2 separate regions of the Mus musculus genome follow, and region 2 is linked to region 1. A link is a contact called in ENCODE POLR2A ChIA-PET data. All regions are on one chromosome and are shown on one strand. Each heading gives the region's core, a stretch centred on a gene start or an enhancer-like site at or near the end of the contact. The rest is flanking DNA. Distances are from core to core; before and after follow the strand shown.

Region 1 (5,508 bases), core at 1,697-4,196:
GGGAAGACACTTAATATCATGGGGGAGAAGTAGAGAGAAGATTTGAATGGAGCTCCTCTCTCACGGTCTCTACTTCCCAGTACATAATTAGGTCTGTCTCGTCTCCAGCATGCTGTGCTTGCTGTGGACCTTTTGCACGCATCCACGTGTTCACTTCCAGTTTGAGACAGGTAATTTAACCTCTCTGAGTATTATGTCCTTATCTGTGAAAGGAGGCGTCCCTTTTCTTAGAGTTGTTGGTGTGGATAGACCAGACCGGCCCTAGATAGGAGGGGCACCCATAGGCGGTGAGCAAAATCAAGAACAATTACAAGGGGCTGCTGCCACCTAGAGGTCACAGCTGGCACATAGCCAGTCACCTACACATCCCTCTGACACCTTAGAGTCGAGTCATCGATCATATTATGGCTGGATAATATATCTGGCTTAATTATTTCTTACTGCAAGGCACACCCAAAGCGGATATTGGCCAGAGAAGGGGAAGAAGGTAAGAATTCTCACAGGTGGTGCCTAGGCCAGGTTTGCCCAGGCAAGGGACATACCTTACTTAGTTTCTCTGCCTTCTCCAAATAGGGATTGTGTCCCTACCCCTGCTTGAAGATGTACCTTCCCTGCTGAATCTGAGCTGGAAGTCATCTGCAAGGGTGCACGCCAGCTCCGGCCTCCTCCAGATGTCCCCTTTGCCCTTGGGCTCCGCGCTTGGGTCGTGGGTTTCTCACTTACTATCCTTTTGGCCTGGAGAAGGTATAGATGGGCATCATGGCTGAGCCAAGGGAGGGAGACCTGAGGTCTGGAAGTCTCAACTGCTCACCTTGGCTTTGTTTTCCATGGTGACAGCAAGTTCCACCCGGTGCCCCATGCTGAAAGTACCCGGTGCGTCTGCAGCATCTTCATCATCTGTCAGTGTGGTAGTCACTCCAGGTGAAAGGGGCGCCCTGGCCCAGTTTCTGCTGACCACCCTCTTCTCCTGCAGAGCGAGATGCCTGTGTCCTCAGGCCACATGGGTCATCCTGAGCAGAACCTGGGTGCTGGGTGCTGGGGGGAGGGGTTCCCTAGGTTTGGGTTCCAGCCCTAGGCCTCCCTGGAATGCCCGTGGCAAAGCTTGGCCCTTCAGGAGTTCACATGCCAATGGCATTAGTTATTCAGAGCTCAGAGCCAACAGAGGGATCCAAGATGCCACAAGGGCTTGTCATCTCTGAATCAAAAAAAAAAAAAAAAATCCAGAGTATGCAGACAATATGGCCTTATCTCTAAGACACTGATTCTTTTGCTTACAGCCCAGACTTCTCCCTCCTCTGCTTCCTGCAGGGTTTCGGCCTCAGGGTCTGGGGTAAGGAGAAGGCTGTGCTCTGCACATAGGGTTTACATGCAGAGCTGTAGGACTGGGAAAGTCTGTTCAAAGGTTTCTGTTTGGTAGCCTTTCATCTGTGGCCCTTTGGAGAAGATGGCAATAGCTTGGGAGGTCTGTTGTTGCTGGGAGACACCCAGAAAGGCAATTAGGAGAAATGGGATAGTGTTAACACCCCAGGCATGGTCCAGGCCTCAACCCTGCCTGTCTCCAAGGTGAGACTTACACCGGGAACCTGGCTGATGGTGACCGTGAGGCTGTCGGGTTGGAGGAGCCCTGGAGTGGTCACAGCCATGCCCCCCTGCTCCGCCTGCCGACGATCTTCCTCGATCTCCTGTGGGAGGGCCTGAAGTCAGCAAGGCCATGGCCCCCCAGGCTCACAGACACACAGACACTGACAGGCCTACACAGAAAAACACCAATGGGACACCAGGGGGCAGAGGCACCACATCACCAGTGCCCAAGACTTTGATGGGGGCATGGGCTAAGGCCCTCAGAGAGAACCCACTGTGTAAACAGCCTTTTGAAGGTAGCCAGGGACCCCAGCCACAGGAGTCCTCTCAGCCGACACAACACACTCACCTGGTACCTTCGTAGTAAGGCCTGGTTCTTCTTGCGCAAGGCAACTATCCTACGGTCCAGCTCGGCATCTTTTTCCTCATGCCGGCGCATTGTGGACTCGGCTTTGTGGGGCCCCTGTAGAAGGCATGGAACCCAATACAAGGAACGGATTTTAGCCCCAAGCTACAGCACCCAGGGTGAAAGAGGTTTCTTAGGAAGATGGTCTACAGAGGGCCAAACCCCACCCCAGTGAGGCCTGTCTGCCAGTTTGCCTACTGAGGGCTCAGGTCAGGGTTTCATACCCAGGGCCTCGGCTCCCAGCAGCAGGCTGCCCCTCCCCCTGGCTCCCCAGGGGGTTCTGCTGTGAGCACAGTCTGGAATGAGAGTTAAAAATGGCTCTGGCAGCCGAACCTGCCGTGACTGGGAAGCTGCCAGGGGATTCAGGAGGTCGAGGGGGGACACTTTGCCTCCCAAATCTAGAACCACACACACAGAGACAGGCTTTAGCTTGGTTCTGGCCTCCCAGGCACCGGACCCCACTCCCTAAGCCTGTGCCCAGTCCGAAGGAGAGAGCAGCTCCCACGGGCTCCGCGAGCCCTCCAGGTCTGAGCTGCTGACTGATGGGGCAGGAGAACAGCAGGCCCAGCTGGGAGCAACTCTGGGCCGAGCCATGCCTCTGCATCAAGATCTGCGGTTCTTCTCTGTCTGGCTGTGGGGTCTATGTTTTGCTCAGCGCCTTGCCCGGCCCACCACCTGCCTCCTCGTGGCTCTCTTTCTCCCAGGCCCAGCTGCCACCAGCTGTCCCCAGAATGTGGCTGCTTCGTAGCTTAGCTCCCTCCCATCCTCTAGAAGCCCCCCTGCCAAAGAGGAGGTGCCACTCACGGCCAAATGCATGGAAATACCAGGCGCTGAGAGAATTTCAAAACAGCTCCCGGGAGCCAGAGCTGGAGGGAAGCTGGAGCCACCAGAGCCGGCCCTGTCGGCCTCTCCCTGCCGGCTTCTGCTTCGCTGCTCAGCACAAGAGATCATGTTGTGATTACAAAAGAGCGCTCTGGGCTCCCAGCCAGGAACGCCTAGCCGCCACCCCCACCCTTCCACTCGCAGAGGGCGAGGACCGGGGCACCAGCAGCCGGCTGGTCTTGTCTAGCACATATCCCTGCCCTGCCTCAGTGTCCTCGCACAGGAGATCTAGGCACGAAGGGCCCACTTTCACCTGTGATCCTGAGCCCCAGTAAGACCCGCCCGCCTGTGTGTGCCCACAAATGGGATAGCTGGGTCTTCATCCCTCCCACTAGGAGAAAAAGGCAAGAGATGCAGGTTCCACACGATGGCTGACGGCCCTCCCTCGGGGCGTTTCTCTGCTTTCCTGCTGGCTGTCCAGTCAGCGCATTTAAGTCGTTAGATAAGAGTGAGAAACCTCCTCCCCAAGGCCATCTCACACCACCACAGACCCAAAATGCCACTCTCCCCCATTTGGTTTCTGAGCTGGAATGTGCTTTTCTCTGTACTCCAAGCATGGCCACTCCTGGAGGCCTAACTCTCTGGGTCTCCAGACCCCTACCATGCTAAAAGGAGCCTTTCTATGGGGTCCTTAACCCAGCAGAAGCTGGGAACAGTTAGCAGCCCTCTTCCCTTGGGATCCTCTCACAGAGCCCTTTCATCCTGACACTCCCAGGATAACATTTGCAGACTCTCAGATCCCAAGAAAGGACACAGACTCCTTCCCCAAGTAAGTATCTTCACACAGCCGAGGCCAGTCTCTGCCCAGGGGTGCCTAGGTCAGCTTCAGTTCTTATGTGGTCCTGACTTCCAGGCCTTGACATGAGTGTCACAAACTCTGGCATCCCCTATGTCCCTGACTGACCAGGCCTCAGATATTTCCCCTCACCATAATCTACCCCCACCCCGGTCTCTAGCCACCATGCTAAGGCCCTTTGCTGTCCAGGCTCTCGCCCCTGGCCCCACACCCCCATCTCTGCAGCTCCTGAGTTCCCATCCTGCTTGCAAATGCCACTGTGTACCCTCCTCCCTTCCTGCCGGATGTTCCCACTGAGTCAGACTCTTGTCTACTTTCCCAGCAACAGTGACGCACCCGAGCTCCTAGATCTCTCTCTCTCTCTGTCTCCCTCTCCGCTTTTGTCTACACACACATACACACACACACACACACACACACACACACACACACACACACACACACGTACAAGCACACACTTCCTCCACCTTCTCTGCACCCTGCCTCACAAATACTGCTGAGGTCAGCCTTATCCCAGAAACCTCCAGAAGTCCCAAGCTTCCCACTGTAACCGCCCCTGCTACACAGATCGCAGTCCGAGAGGGAGAGAGACCTAATGCAGCCCCCACTCTTTGTAATTTTAGTCCTTGATCAGGTTTAGAAAGGAGGGATGTAAACAGACTACAGAGACGAGGCCAGGTTTTTGTCCTTCTCAGCTTCCACTGCCAGCCAGTGTCAGAGCAGAGGGGTCAGGAGGCACAGGTAGACATCTGGCAACCCTGCAGATAGGATGACCCAGCCCCCTGTAAGAGCTTCAGGAAGATATCCTGAATGTAGACACAAAAGTTTCCCAGCCACCAGGCTGAAGTACCATGTACCCTGAACAGCTCCAAAGACAAGACTGAAGCTCCAGCTGCCGGCCACGTGTTTCCAAGTGTCACTCACAGCTTCTCACGCCCTTGAGCAGACCCCACAAAAACACGGTTTACCAGTCTGCTCTCCCACCGGACAGAGGCAGATTGCTATACTAAGTGCTCTGAGCTTCCCCCATTGCCTGGCCCAGTGCCCCCATGCCGTAAAGCCTCATTGCCTGCAGGATGAGTATGGAATTAGCCAGCACTACACTGTGTCACTGTGGGTACCTGTGCACAGGCTGTAACTGCCTTTCTGACCACTCAGATAGATGGACACAAGCTGAAGAAGGCAGGTGTGTCTCGACGGATCCCTGGAAGAGGGGAAATGCCGGGCTGTGGGAGGGGGCGGGGCTTGAGAATTTCCAGTTCGATATTTCCCAAACCAGGTGTCTTTTTCTCCAAGTCACCACTAGGGGGCAGAAGCATTCCAAAAGCTTGGCTGGCAATTGGAGTGGGGGTGGGGTTTCCTTCAGCCCCCTTTCTCACTATCATCTCCCAAGTCTAGCTCAATCCCACCTTCCAACTCCATCAGAACAGTCAGACTACACAGAGGTAAAAGCTTTATTTTATTGATGAGCCTGACAGGTGTTGTCTCTCATGCAGGCTACCTTACCTGTTTGTACTGCAGACGATACAAAAAGCCAGGGTGCTGGCCTTGCTGTCCCTAGGCCTCTTATTACAGCTACTCCACCAAAACAAGTTTGCTTGCGATGTCTCTCTATGCTCTCTCTTTCTCCTACTAGGGTTGGGCAGGATGACCTAGCCTGGTCTTGGATCACTGCTCTCCCCAGGTGACTCCCTGCACCTTCCCAGGTCACCTGCCAACTCGGGTGGCCACCACACCTTTAGGGCCTACGTCAGATGGACTTTATTGGTAGCATCTGGAAAGATACAGTTGGAGCCAACTTCAAGAACAGGATTGCTGGAAGTCCAAGCTTCTCTCTAGGGGA
Region 2 (6,089 bases), core at 940-3,439, 160 kb after region 1:
CAGCTGGTAGAATTTCAATGGAAGTATAATCCATGTAAAATATATTTTAGTTGATATTTTGTAAAATGCACTTTTTGTGTGTGTCGATCCTGGTTTCCCAGATCTGTATTTCAGTGTTTACAAGGGAGGGGGTACCTTTCCTAACCTCCCTTTTGACAGAGATTAGAAGTACTTCTTTAAGAAAAATAAATAAATTTGAGAAATTGTATTGATTTAGAAAAGAGTTATTTTCTGTGTGTTTTGTTTTGAGTTTGGCTTTGTGCTTCTATTTTGGGGATTTGGTTTGGATTTTAGTGTGTAAATATGGAGGGGCTCACTGGTCTTGTGTCAGGAGTCCTGGTTAATTACTCCTTGCAGCAGAAGTGCTTATTAAGGCTGATGAAGGTGCAAAGCCAGAAAAAAAGCAAGTGAAAAGAGACAGGAAATGGGAGCTTGAAGTTAACATCAAGGTAGCCACAGCTGCCTTCTGGGTTTGTGAAATTCTTGGGTTGCCAGCACTAGCTTGGCCAGTGTGCTAAGTGGAAGGCAGTTAATCTAGATGCATGAAGACAACTCTATCGTAACCTTGGGGCTGGGTAGAAACTTCTTAGTTTCTTGTAGCTGGCACTCCGTTTGTGGTGTGGGATAGGACTGCATCAGTTTCAGGATTTGACTGGTGGACTAACATTGACCTCTTTAGAGCCCTCTCATTCTGGGATGCTGAGGTCCCCCCCACCTGCTAGCTAAGTCCAAATCTATGGTGGAAGAAAAGTGGTGATGAGATCAGAGCTTTCATCCCCATGACATGGGTAGGCTATCCCATGGTATGGACAGCCATCAGTGTGCTGCCCACGAGAGTTCTAAGAGGTGTCACTTTACAGACAAATGGAGCAGGCAATCCCACCACCAGAAATCTATACACTGCCTAGAAAGGGACAGCAGTGTAGTGAAGGGTCAGAAGTGGCCTGAGATGCACCCAGCATCCAACTTTAAAGCCACTGAACCTCCCAGTTCAGACATTTACCCCATGTTTTCTGTGTGGCTCTCTGAACAACAACAACACACACACACACACACACACACACACACACGTCACTTTATCCCTCAGACCCCCTCATCTGCCTAATCAGCTTCATAGTCTCACCATTCCCACCCAGTCCTTTCATCATCCTCTGGGCATAACCTGTACCAAAGTCAATTCTTCGTCCTCCCATCTAATGTGCTGTCATGACTAGGAATTGGGTCTGAAAGTCAGCCTTGGCTAGCCAGTGAAACCCATACCTAAACAACAACAACAACAAAACCTTCAGTCACAGCTACCCCAGAGTCCATACAATGTGAACAGCCACAGAATCTACTGTCAAGTGGCTGATGACTATAGGAAATAGTTAAAAACAAACAACAACAACAACAACAAAAAAACGTGATTTGTTCCCCAGTTCTGTTGTCTTAAGCCTTGTTGGGGCCCCACACGAAGTCAAGCTGTAGTGCTTAGGGACTAGTTGTATGCTGCTGTTCAAAGTACTCTGACCAATCTGTTGCCACTGGGTACATCTTGGCTCCAAGCAAAGAGGCCTTTCTGTGGTTGCTGCGTTGTACTTGTAGGTTGTCCTGAAGTATATATTGGCCATACGTGGTCCCGAGGTACTTGTCCATAGCCTCCGACCAGAGTGTCCCAGTTAGCCTACTGCTTCAGACTTGGCAGGGGAGATTCCTTTTACAGACAGATCAGCATTGCTCAGTAGATAAGCACTAGTCCCTAGGAATTACTAAAGCAAAATGTCACCATGGAGACATTAGCCAGAGCTTGACAGAGTGGCCCTGCCCTGGGCTGGGACTGGTACAAGCGGCTAAGGACCATGCTTCCGGTCAGGACAGATCTCCTTTATGTCTAGACCGACTGAGTGGTGGGTTGTCCTGCATTCAGGTCACAGCTGGAGGGACAGCGGTTCCAGAGCAGTTTAAAGCAGGATGGAGGGTGCAAATCTTAAATGGAGCACCAAGAGGACACGTGTTAAAGAGACACGGGATCTCAGTAGCTCCTGCTTTCCAGGTCTCATTTTGTCTGGAGTGGCCCAGGCTCATGAGTTCTCTCCCGGGCTAGGGTCCGCCTGCGGCCTCCCGCAACTAGCTCCTAGGACTCGGGCACCCGCCCCTCTCCCCGCCCCACAACGTGGGCCCGCCCTCGCGCCTGTATCAGGGAGGGGCGGGGAGAGAAGAGCGGCCGGGCGGGACATCCGGCCCTGGTCCCTGCCTGCACCCCGGGAGCTGGCCACCCACTATCCCTCCCCTCCCGAGACCTCCAGCCCCTGCTGCAGTCACCTCCCCTGCAGCCTCGAGGTCGGCGAGGTCTGGCCGCAGCACCATGTTTCCCCGCCCTCTGACCCCACTGGCTGCCCCGAAAAGCGCGGAGACCCTGGGCCGCACGCCAAGGCGGGCCCCATTGGGCCGGGCCCGGGCTGGGCTCGGGGGGCCGCCCCTGCTGCTGCCGTCCATGCTGATGTTCGCTGTAATCGTGGCCTCCAGCGGACTGCTGCTCATGATCGAGCGAGGCATCCTATCGGAGATGAAACCCCTTCCCCTGCACCCTCCCAGCCACAAAGGCGCGGCCTGGAGCGGGACAGATCCTAAGCCTAGAGGCCTATCCTTGGATGCTGGGGACTCGGACTTGCAAGTGAGGGAGGACATCCGAAACCGGACCTTGAGGGCCGTGTGCGGACAACCAGGCATGCCCCGGGACCCCTGGGACTTGCCGGTGGGACAGCGGCGCACCCTGCTGCGCCACATTCTCGTAAGTGACCGCTACCGCTTCCTCTACTGCTATGTCCCCAAAGTGGCCTGCTCTAACTGGAAACGTGTGCTGAAGGTGCTGGCTGGCATCCTGAACAACGTGGATGTCCGCCTCAAGATGGACCACCGCAGTGACTTGGTGTTTCTGGCAGACCTGCGGCCTGAGGAGATTCGCTACCGTCTGCAGCACTACTTCAAGTTCCTGTTTGTGCGAGACCCCTTGGAACGCCTCCTGTCTGCTTACCGTAACAAGTTTGGAGAGATCCGAGAGTACCAGCAGCGATATGGGGCCGAAATTGTCAGGCGCTACAGGGCTGGAGCTGGCCCCAGCCCTGCAGGGGACGATGTCACCTTCCCAGAGTTCCTGAGATACCTGGTGGATGAGGATCCTGAACATATGAATGAGCATTGGATGCCTGTGTACCACCTGTGCCAACCATGTGCTGTGCACTACGACTTCGTGGGTTCCTATGAGAGGCTGGAGGCTGATGCCAACCAGGTGCTGGAGTGGGTGCGGGCCCCACCCCATGTCCGGTTCCCAGCTCGCCAGGCCTGGTACCGGCCAGCCAGCCCAGAAAGTCTGCATTACCACTTGTGCAATGTTCCACGGGCCCTGCTTCAAGATGTGCTACCTAAGTATATCCTGGACTTCTCCCTCTTTGCTTACCCACTGCCCAATGTCACCAAGGAAGCCTGTCACCAATGACAGTAGGCCAGCACCTTTTGGAGTTTGGGTTTAATGATATCAGCTTTGGGATGTCTTTCAGAGAAACTCCTGGCTCTGGGTGGCTTCCTGGTTTCTCTAGGTGTCTCCATATCTCAGTGGTAAGGACTGTCCTTGGAGGTCCTTGTCCACAGTGGCTCAGAGGACAGAGCTAGAAAGGAGGCCTGCTGCTTTCACTGGTGAACTGCCTCTCTTAGGGGCCTGTGGTATCCGTGTCTGCAGGGCACCAGTGGTTATTAAAGCCATATGTTTGATCGAAAGACTGACTTCAGCCCCCTGGCTGCTGGGTCTATGCAGTCCACCTGGTCTGTTGTAATTTAACCTGTGGCCAAATCCCAAATATGACACTAGCCAAGCACATGATCATGCCTAGGACCAATGGCTGTGACCCCCTATTCACCCATCCCATGGACCTCAGGACTGGAGTGAGCTGTGGTGCCTTAGAAATGAAATGTGTGCAATTCTACTCCAGACTTTTACATTTCCTCCTCTTGCTAGGTCTGAATCATTTTTCTAAGGAAAGAGAAACGGAAGTGGGGCCCTTACCTCGAAGCTCTAAAGCCCAGCCCCTCAAGCATCCAAAGACGCCTGTGCCTGACCTCTTCCTAGGGCTCCTGGAGCATCTTCAATAAGCCTCCCTTCCCTACAAACCTTTGGAGACTATGTGAGACTGTACAGCCCATATATCTGGCTGTCACTTGTCTAATGCATTTATTTAAAATGTGTATATTTTAATAGGATCCTTGTAAGGGCTAACTTTTAATAAAGCTTTTTCATATACAAAATGAGCAACTCTGTAATTCCCCACAGTTCCCACTGGTGCTGGGAGACTCCTAGATGCTCGTTTTCCCAGGTGAAAAGAGAAAGCTTGCAACAAGACAATGTAACTAAACCTGCTTAAACAGGTCCAGTGGCCCCTGTCACACCATGAAGTCCTCTGGGAATTCTAATATGCTCACAGACTCAGTTTCTAAGATGCCATTTAAAAGGCAAGGCCTGTCAAGAATGGCACCAGCCAGGGGAAGAGAGTGTACACACCTTTAATCCAAGACAGTCTCTGTGCGTTTGAGGCCAGCCTGGTATATACAGGGAGTTCCAGACCAGAGGGATACACAATGTGGCATCAGGTACATAGCACACCTACGTGGATTAGTCCTTAAAGGGAATGAGGGCTGGAGAGGTGGCTTACTGTTAAGTTCAGAAGGACCTGAGTTCAATTCCCCCCACTTCAAGTGGCTCACAGCTGCCTGTAACTCTAGCTCCAGGGAATCTCGTGGCTCTGACCTCTGTGGGTACCCATACACATGTGGTATACACTCACACAGATGTGCACATTTACACATGATTAAAAGAAGAGTAGTGCTCAAGGGGATGGAGAGGCGGCATGAGCTCGGCCGTGTCTTAGATTAGGCAGGAACAGGCTGATTTTTTCTTGGTTTTGTTTTGTTTTGTTTTGGAGGGGGGGGTTGGTTGGTTTGGTTTAGTTTTTGAGACAGAGTCCTGACTCTGTGTAGCCTTCACTACCTTAGAACATGATATGTACACCAGGCTGGCCTCAAACTCATAGATCCACCTACCTCTGTCTCCCGAGAGCTGAGATTAAGGGCAATAGCCACCATGCCTGACTCATTTCTTTTAAAGGTAAGGTGGCCTCACTGTATTTTCTGAGATGTGGTGGGGAGGTCTTACTATATGTAGGCTAGACTTAAACGTACAATCCAACTGCCTTAGCCTCTGGAAGTATAGGTGCCTACCATTGTGCCAGCTTAATCGAGGAGAACACCAGCCCCCCCCACCCCCCACCCCAGGCCAATATTTTCAAACAACAACAAAAAAGGGATTGCTTTGTGAGCAAGGGGGAGAATTGAGAATTACAAAAAGAGACTGTCAACATGTCCCGTGAGCCTCAAGGACTTCAGGAGTCCTCCATTCTTAGCCCACCCCTTGCTCTTTGTTTGTTACCTAGGGGCTTACAGCAATTCCAAACCTGTATCAGCCATTGGTGCCCTCGAAGGTGCCACTAGTGCAGAGGCAACCTAGGAAGCCCCGAGAACGTGAGGCCCAGCTGTTGGCTGTGCTCCGTTCCACTTAACTGAGGAGTTCAGTTCCCCAATGTGGCATCCTGGCTTTCAGAGGTGGCAATCAGCGCAGAGAGGGTGAGTAGCCATCCAAAGAGTCCACCCCAGACGTACATGCCTCTCAAGTAGGAGGGAAAAAGAAAAGGACAGACACACAGACAGTGGACCAGCTGATCACACTGGGGATCGAGAAGGTTTGTGGAAAGTGGGAGTAGACAGAAACAAGGATGAGAAAGCAGGACTTACTGAAGGGCCTTGTGGGCTGAGGCCTTTTGCAAAATTTCTCCACTCTTTGATTTGGAAAGCATTGAACCCAGCCTAACTGGTTGGCCCAGAACACTGCTCCAAAGGGGAAAGGGGAGGAGCAAAAGAAAAGAGGTCCTTGATTAGCGCTTTGGTTCATGTCCACCTGGCAGAAAAGGGGTGCTGGGCCACAGAGCATCCTGCTGGCCAGAGGTGGACAGCTATGAGGTAGGGGAAATGAAGGGGCGAGCATAGAGAGCAACAAGGCAAAGGCA

Evidence for each region. ChIA-PET counts read pairs that join two places held with the same protein, here RNA polymerase II (POLR2A).
Region 2: POLR2A ChIA-PET joins it to region 1 with 13 read pairs in Patski. The contact joins the promoter of Chst14 here to the promoter of Ccdc9b in region 1. POLR2A ChIA-PET finds 5 or more read pairs at or near these places in 2 of 5 experiments (Patski and embryonic stem cell).

Annotation. Positions count from the first base shown.
Region 1 is chr2:118,759,715-118,765,222 of GRCm38, forward strand. It overlaps Ccdc9b (coiled-coil domain containing 9B), which reads right to left and starts at 2,947. Exons shown (of 11, transcript NM_001001982.2): 1 at 2,792-2,947; 2 at 1,931-2,044; 3 at 1,575-1,682; 4 at 812-967; 5 at 607-735. The coding sequence starts at 2,938.
Region 2 is chr2:118,924,308-118,930,396 of GRCm38, forward strand. It overlaps Chst14 (carbohydrate sulfotransferase 14), which reads left to right and starts at 2,190. Exons shown (of 1, transcript NM_028117.3): 1 at 2,190-4,278. The coding sequence starts at 2,345. The coding sequence ends at 3,475. It overlaps Bahd1 (bromo adjacent homology domain containing 1), which reads left to right. Exons shown (of 7, transcript NM_001045523.1): 7 at 1-217.